Regions from separate parts of the Homo sapiens genome. Here all the other regions are linked to region 3. Evidence: read pairs that join two places in POLR2A ChIA-PET (ENCODE). Cell type or tissue: PC-9. All regions are shown on one strand. Region 1 has its middle 7.6 kb from the start of SLX4. Region 2 has its middle 8.1 kb from the start of DNASE1. Region 3 overlaps CLUAP1 (clusterin associated protein 1).

The links. ChIA-PET counts read pairs that join two places held together with the same protein. Peaks named below come from ENCODE experiments on the same cell type or tissue, not always from the same donor. Only the 100,000 strongest peaks of a DNase experiment are listed, where the experiment ranks them.
Region 1: POLR2A ChIA-PET joins it to region 3 with 38 read pairs; 4 of 35 experiments call an interaction of 5 or more read pairs at or near these places.
Region 2: POLR2A ChIA-PET joins it to region 3 with 11 read pairs; 3 of 35 experiments call an interaction of 5 or more read pairs at or near these places.

Annotation. Positions count from the first base shown.
Region 1 is chr16:3,617,963-3,620,462 of GRCh38, reverse strand. It overlaps a transcript of DNASE1 not described here. Among named protein-coding and RNA genes, the nearest start is that of SLX4, 7.6 kb to the right of the region's middle. In PC-9, no CTCF peak of the experiment used is centred here; a DNase peak (open chromatin) is centred at 1,512; H3K27ac peaks cover 1,420 bases.
Region 2 is chr16:3,645,331-3,647,830 of GRCh38, reverse strand. It overlaps a transcript of DNASE1 not described here. Among named protein-coding and RNA genes, the nearest start is that of DNASE1, 8.1 kb to the left of the region's middle. RefSeq lists enhancers at 1,288-2,041, 2,042-2,500. In PC-9, no CTCF peak of the experiment used is centred here; a DNase peak (open chromatin) is centred at 1,350; H3K4me3 peaks cover 377 bases; H3K27ac peaks cover 1,145 bases.
Region 3 is chr16:3,513,688-3,516,187 of GRCh38, reverse strand. CLUAP1 (clusterin associated protein 1) reads right to left here. Exons shown (of 12, transcript NM_015041.3): 6 at 597-680. Among named protein-coding and RNA genes, the nearest start is that of CLUAP1, 14 kb to the right of the region's middle. In PC-9, no CTCF peak of the experiment used is centred here; DNase peaks (open chromatin) are centred at 1,287 and 1,807; H3K27ac peaks cover 1,523 bases.

The DNA.
Region 1 (2,500 bases), 100 kb before region 3:
ACTGCAGCCTCGAAGTTACAGTGAGCTATGATCAGGCCACGCTGCACTCCAGCCTGGGTGACACACTGAGTACTCTGTCTCTAAATAAATAAATAAAAGGTTTCTTTACTAATTATACGAAGCCTTTTGATCTCTGAAATGCTTGTTACCCAGTCACGTGACTAAATGATGTGATGAATGATGTGACTCAATGAATGTAATGTGGTAAATATGACATGTAAACTTTTTAAAAGAAAAGCCATACACAGGCCTGGCGAGGTGGCTCATGCCTGTAATCCCAGCGCTTTGGGAAGCCGATGCGGGTGGATCACTTGAGGTCAGGAGTTCAACACCAGCCTGGCCAACATGGTGAAACCTCATCTCTACTAAAAATACAAAAATTGGCCAGGCGTGATGGCGCATGCCCGTAGTCCCAGCTACTCAGGAGGCTGAGGCAAGAGAATCACTTGAACCCCGGAGGCGGGGGTTGCAGTGAGGCGAGATTATGCCACTGCACTCCAGCCTAGGTGACAGAGCAAGACTCTGTCTCAAAAAAAAAAAAAAAAGAAAAGCCATACATATGAATTTTCGTTATATTTATAACCAATCTGCTGACTCGATGAAATATTTAGTAGAGCTGTAAATGGAAATTAGAATTTTTAAAAATACTGAGGGCCAGGCGTGGTGGCTCACACCTATAATCCCAGCACTTTGGGAGGCCAAGGCAGGAGAACCACTTGAGCCCAGGAATTTGAGATCATCCTGGGCAACATAGCAAGACCTGTGTCTACAAAAAAAATTTTTTTTTTAATTACCTACAGGCGGCCAGGCACAGTGGCTCATGCCTGTAATCCCAGCACTTTGGGAGGCCGAGGTGGGCAGATCACAAGGTCCGCAGATAGAGACCATCCTGGCTAACACGGTGAAACCCTGTCTCTACTAAAAATACAAAAATGGAGCTAGGCGTGGTGGCGGGAGCCTGTAGCCCCAGCTACTCGGGAGGCTGAGGCAGGAGAATGGCATGCAACTGGGAGGCAGAGCTTGCAGTAAGCTGAGATCACACCACTGCACTTCGGCCTGGGCGACAGAGCGAGACTCTGTCTCCAAAAAAAAATAAAAAATAAAAGAAAGAAAGAAAATTACCCACAGGCCAGGCATTGTGGCTCATGCCTGTAATCCCAGCACTTTGGGAGGCCAAGGTGGGCAGATCACTTGAGCGCAGGAGTTTGAGATCAGCCTGGGCAACATGGCAAAACCCTTTCTCTACTAAAAATACAAAAAATTAGCCAGGTGTGGTTTTACATGCCTGCAGTCCCAGCTACTAGGGAGGCTGAGGCAGGAGGATCACTTGAGCCTGGGATGTGGAGGTTGCAGTGAGCTGAGATTGCCCCACTGCACTCCATTCTGGATGATAGAGTGTAACCCCGTCTCAAAAAAAAAAAAATTACCCAGGGGCCCTTCTAGCTCTAGCTACAGGTAGGCTGAGTCAGGAAGATAAGGAAGTTGGGAAGATCAGAAAGATCACTTGATCCCTGGCAGTCTGAGGCTGCCATGAGTCATGATTGTGCCACTGTACTCGAGCCTGGGCAACAGAAATGAGACCTTGTCACTAAAAAAAAATTACAAAACGGAAATAAGCAAATGTTCAGTGTAACATGTATTCCATTCTATACTACATTTTGTTCATTCATGCACTGAAGGGCATTTAGACTGAATATGAGGTGTACACGTTTTTGTTTGAGCATTTCTTCTTTTTGACGGAGTTTCATTCTTGTTGCCCAGGCTGGAGTGCAATGGCACCATCTCAGCTCACCATAAACTCTGCCTCCCAGGTTCAAGTGATTCTCCTGCCTCAGCCTCCCGAGTAGTTGGGATTCAGGCACCCACCACCAAGCCCGGCTAATTTTTATAGTTTTAGTAGAGACGGGGTTTCACCATATTGGCCAAGCTGGTCTCAAACTCCTGACCAGAGGTAATCCGCCCGCCTTGGCCTCCCAAAGTGCTGGGATTACGGGCGTGAGCCACCGCGCCTGGCCCTTAAACACTTTTTCAATTTTTTGGGACATATCCTTAGAAGCGGAATTGCTGAATCATATGATGATTTTATCTTTAACTTGTTCAGGAACCTCAAACTGTTTCCCACAGCAGCTGTACCATTTTACATTCCCTCCAGCAATGTATCAGAGTTCTAACTTCCTTACATCCTCACCAATACTTTTTTTTTTTTTTTTTTAGGAAATGGCTGTCCTACTGGCCATGAAGTGGTATCTCACTGCAGTTTCAATTTGCACTTCTCTAACGATTCATGATGCTGATCATCTTTTCATGTGCTTGTTGGCACCTGCCACTCTTTGGAATGTCTATTCAAGTCCTATGTCCATTTTTTTTTTTTTTTTTTGGTCTTGGCTTCTTCACAGGACAAGTTCTACCATGCCCATTTTCTGAGTTGTCTTTTCATTGAGTTGTAAAAGTTCTTTCTATATTGTGCTACTAGAATGTCTTAGTCCATTTGGGCTGCTCT
Region 2 (2,500 bases), 130 kb before region 3:
GATCTCACTGTGCTGCCCAGGCTGCTTTCCAACTCCTGGGTTCAAGTGATTCTCCTGCCTTGGCTTCCCAAAGTGCTGGGATTACAGGTGTGAGCTACAACACCTGGCCTTATATTTTACAGTCACATACTATTAATAAAATATTGAAAGATGAAGTGGTACAGTACCTGGGATTTGCTTCAAAATGCCAGCCCTGAGGCTGGGTAATGAGTACACGAAGATGTGTAATACTAGTTTTGAATATGCTGAAATTTTCTGGCTGCGTGTGGTGCCTCATGCCTGTAATCCCAGCACTTTGGCAGGCCACAGTGGGAGGACTGCTAGAGCTTAGAAGTTCAAAACCAGTCTAGGTAACATGGCAAGAACCTGTCTCTACAAAAAATTAAAAAGTTAGCCAGGCATGGAGGCACACATCTGTAGTCCCAGCTACTCAGGAGGCTGAGGTAGGAGGATTGTGTGAGCCTGGAAGGTAAAAGCTGTAATGGGCCATGACTGCACCACTGCACTCCAGCCTGGGTGACAGAGCTACTAGACCTTGTCTCAAAAAGAAAAAAAAAAAAAAAAAAAATCCCATGATTAGTTCTTACAATTCTACAAATCAAAAGCTTTTAAAGCAATACTGCCAGATGTGATCCAACATCCAAAAATAAGGTAACCATTAGTTAATGTTAAAAATGAAACCACACACAAAAAATTAAATGCCCAGGTTTCCATCTTAGAAACACCGTCTGGTCACGCCTGCTTAGGAAACACTCCCCTGCTGTCCTCTGAAGCAGGGGCTTTGTCTCACACTTCAGCTGTGGCTGGGACATCTCCCCTCAGACAGGTCTGATGGGCATCGGGCATCAGGCATCATAAACTTGCTGCAGCCACAATGGCCCCAGATTATTTCCTTGGCCTTCCCTGCTCATGTCTATAGTGCCACCACCATCCAGGTGCTAGAATACCTGAGATCATCCTAGGCCCCGCTCCCCCTCAGCCCCGCCCGCACCATGCACCCTGAGCCTGCACGTCCTCCAGATTCTGCAGCCTCCATACCACCCGTCATCACTGCCTCTCCCTTTGGCTGCCCTGCTTCCAGGTACATGTCCCAGCCGTCCCCACAGCTCTCAGAACATCTCGCAAATGTGTAATTAGATCTCTTTATTCCCCTACTTAAAATCTGTCACCAGTTTCTCATTGTCCCTAACACGAAATCCAATGCTTTCCATGACCTACGTGATTCTAAGCTCTGAGCCTTCCGCTCTGCCTGCAGAGCTGGGGCCTTCTTGTCATTCCAGTTTCAGCTTAAATGTCACCTTTTCAGAGGACATCCTCTCCCCACCCAACCCCTACACCCGCCATGGCCCCAGGTTCATCTCTGCCGGCCCATATGACTCATTTGCTCTGGTGTGTTTACTCAGGCACCTGTTTACCCTCGTTTATGGCCGGCTTATTTATGGCTGGCTTCCAGGAACACAAGCTCCAGGAAGCGGTGGCCAAGAAAGTAGTGGTCTTTCTTGCCCATGAAAATATTACTGGAGCAGAGGAGGCGCTCCACAGCCAGCCACTGGACACAGCTGAGCCACAAGCCCACCTCCTACCCAGCAGCTCCAGGTTCCCCGCAGACCCCCCCCAGAGAAAAACCTTGAGAACCCAGCACAGTGGACACTGCAGGGCATCCAGGTGGCACTTGGACACTCTGGGCACTGGGCTTGAGCTGACAGGAAGCTCCCAGGGTTGCAGTGGCTCCCACAGCCCTACAAGACCTATCTGCCCTCGGCTGGCTCTACTCGGCTGGCTCTACTCGGGGTTCTTTCTCTCCTCTCCCTTGGGAGGTGTTTGCTGGCCCCAGGGACAGAGCATCTTAGAGGACAAAGGGCTACTATCCTGTACTCAGGTAAAAGGCCAGTGTCTTTGCCGTGACAGTGTTTTAACCCCATGTCCCACAACCTGAGCAGGATGCAGTCATCACAGCCCAGTGCACTGCCCTTGGTCTGCGCCCCAGCCTGGTTGCGCCATCCCTCATGAATTAATTTCTGTTTATAATAAAGAAAGTGTTAACCCAGGATGGGAAATTTCTCAGATCACCACACATCAGAATCACAAAGACTTACAACAGCTGCACAGTCACGCTCAGCAGGCAGCAGGCAGCAGACCGCCCCTTCCCCAACCCGGCCTGCTATGGAATGTCAGCACTCGCCTTCTGCCTTCCACGAGGTGTGGGCCTGAACCACGGCATGTTGGCTCAGCCTCCGCCGGCTGCCCCGTCCCTCCCCACACGCTCCCAGTGCTGCCGCTTTCTGCATTCTGCTTTGAGGAGAGATGCAAATGAAAAGAAGTTTGTCTAAAAAGCCACTTTCTCACCAGGGAGGTTAGCACACCCGCAGCCTGAGTCCCTGAGGACAATGAGAACTCATATTCCCAATGAGGATTTAAACAAAGCCACAAGGCGAACTGCAACTGGACTCCAGTGTGCTGATGTTTCCAACAAGGGTCGCAATGAAAAGTAATCCCCCAA
Region 3 (2,500 bases):
CGTGATTCATGTTTATAAGGACCCCACACAGTTGGGAATGCAGTTCTTGCCATTTTACAGATGAGGAAAATGAGGCACAGAGAGGGTAAGTAACTTGCCTAATATCACACAGTGGAATTCAAACCCAAGCAATCTGAGTCTAGAGTCACCCTCATGATCTGCCTTCCAACTGACTGCTTTAGATGAGAGGATAACTGATGTGAGCGAGCAGTAAACAATAGTGATCCTTCTACTTATTACAGTGCTGTCTGGAATTTAGAAAACCCTGAAATCATTTAAATACTAAGCAGTGAGGAATTGGTTAAACAAAATAAAATAGAGCATTATTTATTAAAATTATTGAATAACTGATAATTATCAAATTACTGAAACTGATCAATTTTTAATAACATGAGAAGCTGTTTTTATTTATAACGAGGGGAAAAAAATGATAGTAAGTGACCTAGGTAAGCTCGAATGTCCTCTTGAGTTTTTCATTTCCCCACTAACACATCCCTTGTTACTAAGCCTAGCTTGTTCTGTCTTGTATGGGCAAGAAATCAGTATTTTTGAATCCCAGGCATAAAAAACATTATATAAAAGCAAAGTCATCTTACCAAAATCTCTTTTATTGCAATTCTCATCACTTTTTCAGTCTCGTTTATTTCCAGAGGTCTGGCAATGGCTTCTGTTCTCATTTCCTAGGAAACAGTAAAATCATTTACGTATATTTTCAGAAAAGGAGTTCTCAAAACCAGTATTCCTAGATCTAGATGTGCCTTATAGACTGATTCTCCGAAGTTTATTGCCATGTGGATCTCTGATGCAAAAACACTGCCACCATCACCTCCTATAATGTCTTCCATTATCTGAGTGCCTACCCAGCTCTCTCCAGAGCTCAAGGTCCTCCTTTTCAGCCAGAGGCCTAGGTGACCCCAACTCTATGAGCAAAACTGAACTTAGCATCCATTATCTTTTCTCCCAAATTTGCTGCTGCTTCTTTTTTTTTTTTTTAAATAGAGATAGGGTCTCACTATGTTGCTCAAACTCCTAGGCTCAAGTGATCCACGTTCCTTGGTCTCCCACAGTGCTAGGATCACAGGCATGAGTCACTATGCCCAGCCCCAATTTGCTTCTTTACCTGCATTCTGTCCAGGTGACTCCCAAACTAAGCATCTTTCTTAGCATGAAGTCCCTCTCAGTTGCCTATCACTAACAAACGCAACCGATAAGAACAGTGACCATGGCCCTGCCCCTAGCATGAACCATTAACCTATCAAGGGAGACATCTGTGACTATCATATCAGTGCTGAAAACTTCTGAGACATGGGATTGTAATGTGGATATAGTTATGAGGTTTACTATAGACAATGTTTGTGTGACCCCAAAATTCCTATGTTGAAACTCGAAACCACAATGTGATGATGTTAGGAGGTGATTAGCTCCTAAGAGAAACCCTGGGGAGATCCCTCACCCCTGCTGCCATGTGAGGACTCAGCAACAAGGCACCATCTGTGGGGAACAAGCCCTCGCCAGACACTGAAGCTGCTAGTGCTTTCATCTAGAACTTCCCAATCTCCAGAACTGTGAGAAACAAATCTGTTATTTATAAGTCACTCAGCTTATTGTGTTTTGGGACGGCAGCCTGAACAAAGTAAGACAAGGTTCCTGAAGCACTGTGTCAAAACTCGTCTTGTGCTTCCTTTCATCCACGGTGCACCTGGTGGGAATGGCTGAGGGCAGGGTGAGGACTTAGTCAAGGAGGCAGAGCTCAGTGCCTTGCCTGTGGCTGAGGCTGCACCTCAGTAAATGTTTACTGAATGAAAGAAAAACAAACACTGGATAGGCGCTCTTCCTCGGATCATGACTACACACAGAATTTGACAAGTACTACATTCAGGGTCTCATGGTTTCCTTGGGAACAGTTTCAGCCACTGGTTACTTCATCATTCTTTACAGGATGGTGTTGAAAGAGACCCCGTGGGATGGAAATGAAGTCTCACAATGATGCCACAGCTCTAGTGGCAATCAGCAAGTGGCCAGCTCCTGTCTCTGAGTCTCTTAGGGACATGTACAGACATATGTACACCACTGCACTACAAACAGAACAGGGGAAAGCCTGGAGGTACCTTACTCATCATCTGAATTAGCTAGCAGATGTCAGTGGCAGTTTCATTCTGCCAACCACACTTCATCAGGTGGCAACTGCCGGGTCAATATATGATGAGCAGACATAGCAATCTAGCACCTAAGTCCCTCTTCCCCAGACTTCCACTTCCAGTTTGCTCCCAGGGTATGCCAGAACACAGGCAAGGCAGTGAGAGAGAGAAGCCATGGCTGGCACTCTTGCTAGGAAGTGAATGAAAGAAATTCATTTAGTTTTAAAGCATTAGATTGAGCACATATGCTTCAAATGCCATAAATCTTTACAGGTAAGGATTAAACACTACTCCACTCTAGGCCAGACGCAGTGGCTCATGCCTGTAATCCCAGCACTTTGGGAGGCCGAGGAAGGCGAATC